Linked DNA regions of Homo sapiens: region 1 is linked to region 2. A link is an interaction called in ENCODE POLR2A ChIA-PET data of the cell type or tissue named here. Cell type or tissue: K562. All regions are shown on one strand.

What was found. ChIA-PET counts read pairs that join two places held together with the same protein. Peaks named below come from ENCODE experiments on the same cell type or tissue, not always from the same donor. Only the 100,000 strongest peaks of a DNase experiment are listed, where the experiment ranks them.
Region 1: POLR2A ChIA-PET joins it to region 2 with 5 read pairs; 6 of 35 experiments call an interaction of 5 or more read pairs at or near these places.

Annotation. Positions count from the first base shown.
Region 1 is chr12:31,716,397-31,721,396 of GRCh38, reverse strand. All of the region lies in intron 1 of AMN1 (antagonist of mitotic exit network 1 homolog), which reads left to right. Among named protein-coding and RNA genes, the nearest start is that of AMN1, 10 kb to the left of the region's middle. RefSeq lists enhancers at 1,815-2,321, 2,322-2,829. In K562, no CTCF peak of the experiment used is centred here; a DNase peak (open chromatin) is centred at 2,411; H3K4me3 peaks cover 1,298 bases.
Region 2 is chr12:31,861,940-31,866,939 of GRCh38, reverse strand. No RefSeq gene overlaps it. Among named protein-coding and RNA genes, the nearest start is that of LINC02422, 23 kb to the left of the region's middle. In K562, no CTCF peak of the experiment used is centred here; no DNase peak of the experiment used is centred here.

The DNA of each region.
Region 1 (5,000 bases), 150 kb after region 2:
GCTGAGGGTGTTGAGGATGATATTTCCCTCTTGCTGTCCACTCCTGTATTGATGCCACCCCAGTATTGATACCTGAGCATCAGATACCCAGCTTCCTCCCCTGGGTACCTCCCATTGAGCATCCAAACCCGGAAGTCCTTCTTTTTCTTCCCCAGTGGAAACCGCTACATTTTACTCCACGGTCCTTGATAATTTCGGCCACCCATATGCCCAGCACCCCATCATCCTCACCAATCAAATCAGACTGTCGCAGGAGCCAGATATATAAGCAGCTGGCTTTGCACTGTTAGGCAAGGCTCTGCATTCACTTTTGTTTTGAGAGACTGCTCACCTGTGGCTCAACCAAATAAATGAGGCTGGTCTCAAACTCCTGGACTCAAGAGATATTCCCACGTTGGCTTCCAAAGTGCTGGGATTATAGATATGAGCCACTACACTTGGCCTACAATTCTGCTACAATTTGACTTCTAAGTCTATACCCAGTTGAATTGAAACTGGGTACTCAAATACTTGTACATGAATGTTCATAGCAGCATTATTCACATTAGCCAAAGGTAGAAAAACCCAGACAGATGTCCATCAATTGATGAATCAATAAACAAAATGTGGTATATTTGTATAGTTGAATGTTATTCAGCTGTAAAAAGGAATGAAATACTGATACATACTACAATGTGGATAAACCTTGAAAACATGATGCTAATTGAAGGCAGCCAGACACAGAGGCCACATATTGTATAAATCCAGATAAATCAATAGTGACAGGAAGCAAATTGGTAGTTCTGAGGTATTACAACCCATAATTGGTATTTGTGAGAAAAAGGAGGAATGGGGATTGACTTTTTTTTTTTTTTTTGAGACAGAGTTTCACTCATGTTGTCCAGGCTGGAGTGCAGTGGCACGATCTCAGCTCACTGAAACCTCTTCCTCCATGGTTCAAGCGATTTTCCTGCCTCAGCCTCCCAAGTAGCTGGGATTACAGGCACCTGCCACCACACCCGGCTAATTTTGTATTTTTGGTAGAGATGGGGTTATACCATGTTGGTCAGGCTGGTCTCGAACTCCTGACCTCAGATGATCCACATGCCTCAGCTTCCCAAAGTACTGGGATTACAGGTGGGAGCCACCACACCCGGCAGGGACTGACTTCTTAATAGAGATAAGTTTTCTTTTGGGCTGGTGAAAATGTTTTAGAACTAGATACAGGTGGTAGTTGCACAACATTGTAAATGTACAAAATGCCACTGAAGTGCACACTGTAAAATGATTAATTTCATATTATCTTTCATCTCAACTTTTTAAAAGAAAAAAGTAAAGCAATGTATGTTGACAATGTCAAATGACAACGGAATGGAAAAATTAAATGTAGTATATTCACACAATGAAATATATATATACACACATACATGTATCATCTATATATTATAACATATATTGAGAACGAAATGAACTGTGGCCGCATGCAACCACTTGAATAAATTGCACAAACAAAAGGTTCCATTGTATAACTATATTGTAATTCATTCTATTTACTGTGGATGGTAATTTGAGTTGTTTTTAGTTCTCTCTGTTACAAACAATGCTGCTGTGAGTTTTGTTGTCTACATCTTCTGACTCAAAAGTGCAAGGTTTTCCAGGGTTGATACCTCCAACTGGAATTGCTAGATCTTAGGATCTATACATCTTTAGCTTTACTAGATAAGGCCAAACAGTTTTCTCAGATGCTTGTACCAAATTACATGCCTACTCTCAATGTTTGAGAGTTCCTGTTGACTACCATCTTGACCAACATTTGATGTTCTCCATACCTTTCTGAAGTCTTTGAAGTCTCTAAAGAGATAGGGAGGCTTGATAAAATGCTACATAAGTTCTTACAATCACTAGATCTACAGTGAGCAATACAAATAACATATTGTATATTCCAGAACAAATATAATTTTATATGTGTATAATTGTATATATTTTTACTTCCCTAACAAAATGTCTAACCTTTTCTCTACATTTTTGAAATTTCTGAAAAATTTGCTTTTCTGATCCTAGTGATGCTTAGGAAAGATTTTATATCATTAAAAAGAAATTGGGAGGTCACTTCCAAGATGGCTAAATGGGAACAGCTCCAGTCTGCAGCTCCCAGCAAGATTGACGCAGAAGATGGGCGATTTCTGCATTTCCAACTGAGGTACCTGGTTCATCTCACTGGGACTGGTTGAACAGTGACTGCAGCCCACGGAGGGCGAGCTGAAGCAGGGCAGGGCGTCGCCTCACCTGGGTGCAAGGGGTCGGGGGATTTCCCTTTCCTAGTCAAGGGAAGCTCTGAGTGACTGTACACTCCTGCCCAAATACTGCGCTTTTCCCACGGTCTTCCCAATCAGCAGACCAGGAGACTGCCTCCTGTGCCTGGCTTGGCAGGTCCCATACCCACGGAGCCTTGCTCGCTGCTAGCGCAGCAGTCTGAGATCGACCTGGGATGTGGGAGCTTGGCGGGGGGAGGGGCGTCTGCCATTGCTGAGGCTTGAGTAGGCGGTTCTATGCTCACAGTGTAAACAAAGTGGCAAGGAAGCTCACACTGGGCGGAGCCCACTACAGCTCAGCAAGGCCTACTGCCTCTCTAGATTCCACCTCTGGGGCAGGGCATATCTGAACAAAAGGCAGCAGACAGGTCTATAGACCCAGGCAAACAGGGTCTGGAGTGGACCTCCAGTAAACTCCAACAGACCTGCAGCTGAGGGGCCTGTCTGTTAGAAGGAAAACTAACAAACAGAAAGGAATAGCATCAACATTAACAAAAAGGACATCCACACCAAAACCCCATCCATAGGTCACCAACATCAAAGACCAAAGGTAGATAAAACCACAAAGATGGGGAGAAACTAGAGCAGAAAGCCTGAAAATTCCAAAAACCAGAATGCCTATTCTCCAGAGGAACACAACTCCTTGCCAGCAAGGGAACAAAACTGGACAGAGAATGAGTTTGACGAGTTGACAGAAGTAGGCTTCAGAAGGTTGGTAATAACAAACTCTCCAAGCTAAAGAAGCATGTTCTAACCCAACACAAGGAAGCTAAGAACCTTGATAAAAGGTTACAGGAACTGCTAACTAGAATAACCAGTTTAGAGAAGAACATAAATGACCTGATGGAGCTGAAAAACACAGCATGAGAACTTCATGAAGCATATACAATATCAATAGCCAAATTGATCAAGCAGAAGAAAGAATAGCAGAGATTGAAGATCAACTTACTGAAATAAGAGGCAAAGACAAGATTAGAGAAAAAGGAATGAAAACGAACAAAGCCTCCAAGAAATATGGGACTATGTGAAAAGACCAAACCTACGATTGATTGGTGTACCTGAAAGTGATTGAGAGAATGGAACCACGTTGGAAAACACACTTCAGGATATTATGCAGGAGAACTTCCCCAACCTAGCAAGACAGGCCAACATTCAAATTCAGGTTGAACAATGAGAACACATGGACACAGGGAGGGGAACATCACACACTGGGGCCTGTCGGGGGGTTGGGGACAAGGGGAGGGAGAGCATTAGGACAAATACCTAGTGCATGCAGGGCTTAAAACCTAGATGACAGGTTGATAGGGGCAGCAAACCACCATGGCACATGTATACCTATGTAACAAACCTGAATGTTCTGCACATGTATCTCAGAACTTAAAGTAAAATTAAAAAAAAAAAGTTAACTATAAATCTTAGTTACCAAGAAATCCCAGTTTCTGATACTGCCTCTTGTGAATTAAATAAGACTGAATTAAATTAGACTGTCTGTAGACAGATTAGAAGGCACCACAGAAGAGTCTTGAATTAAAACAAGTTTAAAGTAGCTTGACACTAGAGAAGAATTTATTTAATCTTTCTTCATAACGAATGTGTTTATCCAGGAATACCATTTGACCCAGCAATCCCATTACTGGGTATATACCCAAAGGAATATAAATGATTCTATTACAATGAATGTTTGCTTATTGCACACATATGTTTATTGCAGCACTATTCACAATAGCAAAGACATGGAACCAACTCAAATGCTCATCAGTGATAGACTGGATAAAGAAAGTGTGGTACATATAAACCATGGAATACTATGCAGCCATAAAAAGAAATGAAATCACGTCCTTTGCAGGGACATGGATAAAGCTGGAAGACATCATCCTCAGCAAACTAACACAGGAACAGAAAACCAAACACCGCATGTCATAAGTGGAGCTGAATGATGAGAACACATGGACACAGGGAGGGGAACAACACACACCGGGGCCTGTGGTTGGGGGGAGCAAGGGAAAGGATAGCATCAGGACAAATAGACAATGCATGTGGGGCTTAATACCTAGGTGTATATCCCGGAACTTAAATAAAAATGTAAAAAAAAAAATCAGTTCCTGGTGGTTTGTAAGTCAAAAAGGAAAGGTGAAACAATAAACTTAGTGAATTCTTGTAGAAGAAAACATAGGAGAATATCTTCATGAACTTAGGACAGGGAAAGTTTATGAACAGGACAAAAAATCACCTGCTGTAATGGAAAACACTGATAAATTGGACTGTATTAGAATGTACTTCTCTTCAGCAAAAGACATGATTAAGAAAGTGGAAAGGCAATCCACGGAATGGGGGAATATATTTGCAACGTATATAACAAACAGAAGGTTCATATCCAGCATATAACAGGAATTCCTATATATCAGTAAGAAACATAATTAACCCAAAATGAAAGAGGGCAAAATACTTGAGTAGATACTCCACAAAAGAGGATATCCAACCAGACAATAAAAAGATGAATGTGTACCCATATTAATCAGAGATTGCAATTTAATGCCACATTGCATTGCTATTATATACCCACTAAAATGACTAAAATTTAAAAGATTAACAATGCCAAGTGTTGGCAAGGATATGGACCACAAGAATGCTCATTCACCAATGGTAGGATTGTGATTGGGTACAACCACTTTGAAAAACTGGCATTAAGCTAAACATATGCCTACCCTA
Region 2 (5,000 bases):
AGGTCCCTTGCAATTCCATATGAATTTTAGATCATTTTGTCAATTTCTATAACTAGCTGGAATTCTGATCAAATCTTCAAATCTGTAAATCTATAGATCAATTTGAGGAGTATTGCTTTTGTTTGTTTTGTTTTTGAGACAGGATCTCAGTCTGTCACCCAGGCTGGAATGCAGTGGTGTGATCACAGCTCACACCAGCCTTGGCAGCCTTGACTTCCTGCACTGAAGCGATCCTCCAACCTCAGCCTCTTGAGTAGCTGAGACCATAGGCGTGCACCACCACACTCAACTAATTTTTTTTAAATTTATTTAATTTATGTTTTTTGAGAGGGAGTGTTGCTCTCTTGCCCAGGCTGGAGTGCAGTGGCGTGATCTCAGCTCACTACAACCTCTGCCTCCTGGGTTCAAGTGATTCTTGTGCCTTAGCCTCCTGAGTAGCTGAGACTACATGCATATGCCACCATGCCAGGCTAATTTTTGTATTTTTAGTAGAGATGGGGTTTCACCATGTTGGCCAAGCTGGTCTCGAACTCCTGACCTCAGGTGATCCACTCACCTCGGCCTCCTAAAGTGCTGGGATTACAGGCATGAGCCCCTGTGCCTGGCTGGGCTAATTCTTAAATTTTTTGTAGAGATGGGGTCTTCCTATGTTGCCTCGGCTGGTCTTGAACTCCTGGGCTCAAGTGATCATCCTAGCTCAGCCTCTCAAAGTGCTGGGATTACAGACATGCACCACTGTGCCTGGCCGAGTATTGCTATCTTAACAATATTATCTCCCAATCCATGAACATAGAATGTTTTTCCATTTATTTGGATGTTTTTTAGTTTCTTTCAAGAATGGTTTGCAGTTTGGGGAGTATAATTTTTGCATTTCTTTTGTTAAAGTTATTCCTAAATAATGTATTCTTATTGATACTATTGTAGATGAAACTTTTATTAATTTTATTTTTGAACTGTTCATTGCAAGTGTGTAGAAACACGATTGATTTTTGTGTATTGATCTCATATCTTGCAGCCTTGCTAAAATTATTTATTAGTTCTAATCTCCCCTCTTAAGGCTTAAACTCTAGTTGGAAATCAAGGTTAGGGGAGGGGTACAGCCAAGGACTTACATTTCTTTTTTTTTTTTTTGAGGCAGAGTCTTGCTCTGTCGCACAGGCTGGAGTGCAGTGGCGCGATCTCAGCTCACTGCAACCTCTGCCTCCCGAGTTCAAGCAATCCTTTGCCTCAGCCTCCCGAGTAGCTGGGATTACAGGCGCCCACCACCCCACCCGGCTAATTTTTTGTATTTTTAGAAGAGGCGGGGTTTCACCATCTTGGCCAAGCTGATCTTGAACTCCTGACCTCGTGATCCACCTACCTCGGCCTCCCAAAGTGCTGGGATTACAGGTGTGAGCCACCATGCCCGGCCAGGATTTACACTTCTTATTGTTCACACTTCACTTTTTGTTTTTTCATTTTTACATTTATTTTATTTTATTTCTTTTTTTTTTTTTTTTTTTGAAATGAGGGTCTTGCTATGTTGCTGAGGCCGTTCTCAACCTCCTGGGCTCAAGCAATCCTCCCACCTCAGCCTCCCGAGTAGCTGGGATTACAGGCACATGCCACCATGCCCAGTCACTTTTTGACATATAAAACTATGCACATGTATTGCTTTCATAGAGATAAAAATAATATAAAAAGTATCCTGGCACAGTCCCCAGGACAACTCTTTACAGCTGCCACTCATCAGCTTAGTGTCTTGACAGTTAAGGCCAGGCCAAGGTCCCACTGTGACCTTTTTCCCTCCCTAAAGCTGCTTTGGGACTCTTTACCTTAAAGGGGTTAAAAAGAGGGAGAAATGTTTATAAATTCTAAAAGTAACTTAAGATAATATTTTAAAGTACTTAGCCATTAAAAGTAACTTTTATTTATCAAGATACAATTAGGTATCTGGCAAAGATGGCATGTCAAATCACTGAAGTAAAGAAAGACTTTGAAAAAATGCTAGAACAAATGGGTAGGCACTTGGAAAATATATATAGATGAATACTTCACACCATATGTAAGAATCAACTTCTAATAGATGAGGGATCTATATGTAAAAAAGGAAACCATTCAAGCACCATTAAAAGTAACAGCAGGGCTGGGCACAGTGGCTCATGCCTGTAATCCCAGCACTCTGGGAGACCGAAGTGGTCGGATCACCTGAGGTCAGGAGTTCAAGACTAGCCTAGCCAACATGGTGAAACCCCATCTCTACTAAAAATACAAAAAAAAAAAAAAAAATTAGCTGAGCATGGTGGCACGCACCTGTAATCCCAGCTACTCGGGAGGCTGAGGCAAGAGAATCACTTGAACCTAGGAGGTGGAGGTTGCAGTGAGCCAGTCGTGCCACTGCACTCTAGCCTGGGCAACAGAGCGAGACTCTATCTCAAAAATAAACAAACAAACAAACACATAAATAAATAAAAGTAATGGCAAAACCTCAATCACTTTTGCACCAACATATTAGAAAAACACACGGGTAGATTCCTCTTTAACTTCAGTGTAGGGAATGGCTTTTGAACTGGGGCTCAAAATTCAGACGTAATAAAAGATTGATAAATGTGATGATATGTAAATGCTTAAATTTGCGTGACAAAAGTACCATAAAGAAGGACAAAGGATAACTGACAAAAATAGGAGAAAATATTCACACATATACCATAGACAAGGAGTAAAATCCTTAAAATATAAAAAATGCTTAAAATTTGAGGACAAAGGACCAAAAACTCAACAGAAAAATGGGAAAAGATGTGAACAGACAACAAACAAAAAAAGATAGAAAAATGTCTCTCAAATATATGAAAAAATGTCAGACTCATTCATAATTAGAAAAATGCAGATTAAAACAACACTGAGATACCATTTTTACCTGGAAAAGTTTAGATAGACAAAAATTTAAAAATACAGACTGACAGTATATTCTGTTGGAGAGACTGTAAGGGAAATACACAGTCTCATTCATTACTGGTGGGAATGAAAATTGGTTCAACGCTTCTGGAGAGAAATTTGGTAATATCTGAATAAACGACATATGCACTTATATTTTGACCCAGCAATCTCATTTCTAGAAATTTACCCTGAAGATAAACTTCCAACAATATAAACATATATATGCATAAGTTTATTGCAGGTTTGATTTTTTGTTTTTGAGACGGAGTCTCGCTCTGTCGCCCACGCTGGAGTGCAGTGGCGTGATCTCGGCTCACTGCAAGCTCTGCCTCCTGGGTTCACGCCATTCTCCTGCCTCAGCCTCCCGAGCAGCTGGGTCTACAGGTGCCCGTCACCACGCCCGGCTAATTTTTTGTAATTTTTTGTATTTTTTTGTATTTTTAGTAGAGACGGGGCTTCACCATGTTAGCCAGGATGGTCTCGATCTCCTGACCTCGTGTTCCGCCTGCCTCAGCCTCCCAAAGTGCTGGGATTACAGGCATGAGCCACTGCGCCCGGCCAATTTTTTTTTTTTTTTTTTTTTTTTAAGACAGAGTCTTGCCCTGTCACCCAGCCTGGAGTGCAGTGGCGCGATCTCGGCTCACTGCAACCTCTGCCTCCAGGGTTCAAGTAATTCTCCTGCCTCAGCCTCCCAAGTAGCTGGGATTACAGGCATGTGCCACTACTTCAAGAATTGAAAAAACATACTGGTTTTTATACCTTTTGCATATTTATCTTTTTTTAAATTTTTTTAGACAGGATCTCACTCTCTTGCCCAGGCTGGGGTAGAGTGGCATGATCATGGCTCACTGCATCCTTGACCTTCTGGGCTCAAGGGATCCTCTCACCTCAGCCTCCTGAGTAGCTGGGACTAGGGGCATGCATCACCACACACCCAGCTAATTTTTTATTTTTTGTAGAGACCAGGTCTCGGCATGGTTCCCAGGCAGGTCTTGAACTTCTGCACTCAAGCAATCCTCTCCCACCTTGGCCTCTAAAAGTGTTGGGATTATAGGCATGAGCTACTGCATCTGGCCTGTATTTTTATCTTGAATACAACTACCATATCACTACTTTTATTGATTCAAGTAGTTTTTTTTTTTCTTCAAACCGGAGTCCTTGGGATATACAGGCATAAATCTTTTTTTTTTTTTTTTTTTTTTTTTTTTGAGACGGAGTCTCACTCTGTCACCCACACTGGAGTGCAGTGGCACGATCTCGGCTCACTGCAAGCTCCACCTCCCAGGTTCATGCCATTCTCCTGCCTCAGCCTCCCGAGTTGCTGGTACTACAGGTGCCCACCACCAAGCCCAGCTAATTTTTTGTATTTTTAGTAGAGATGGGGGTTTCACCGTGTTAGCCAGGATGGTCTCGAACTCCTGACCTCATGATCCGTCCGCCTCGGCCTCCCAAAGTGCTGAGATTACAGGCATGAACCACAGTGCCCGGCCGCATAAATCTTATAATCAGCTGAAAGATATCATTTTATCTTTTCTTATCCAATATATATACCAGTTGTTTAACTTTTTTGTATTATGTATTCTATGTATTTATCATAATATTTAAAATAATATAGTTCCACGTTCTAATAGTCCATCATTTAAAACAGGAAAAAGAAGAAAATCATATAAAGGGAAAGATTGATAAATTGTATTATATTAAAATTAAGAACTTCTGGTTTTCAAAAGATACCACAATGAAAATGAAAATATAAGCTACAAACTGGGAGAAGATATTTGGCACATAATTGACAAAGAATTATAACTGAGAAAAACATAACTAACTTCTACAAATAAGTAAGAAATACCAAACAACTCAGCCGGGCACAGTGGCTCACACCTGTAATCCCAGCACTTTGGGAGGCTGAGGTGGGCAGATCATTTGAGGTCAGGAGTGGGAGACCAGCCTGGCCAAGATGGTGAAACCCTGTCTCTACTAAAAAAATACAAAAATTAGCCAGGTGTGGTGGTATGTGCCTGTAATCCCAGCTACTCAGGAGTCTAAGGCACGAGAATCACTGGAGCCCAGGAGGTGGAGGTTGCAGT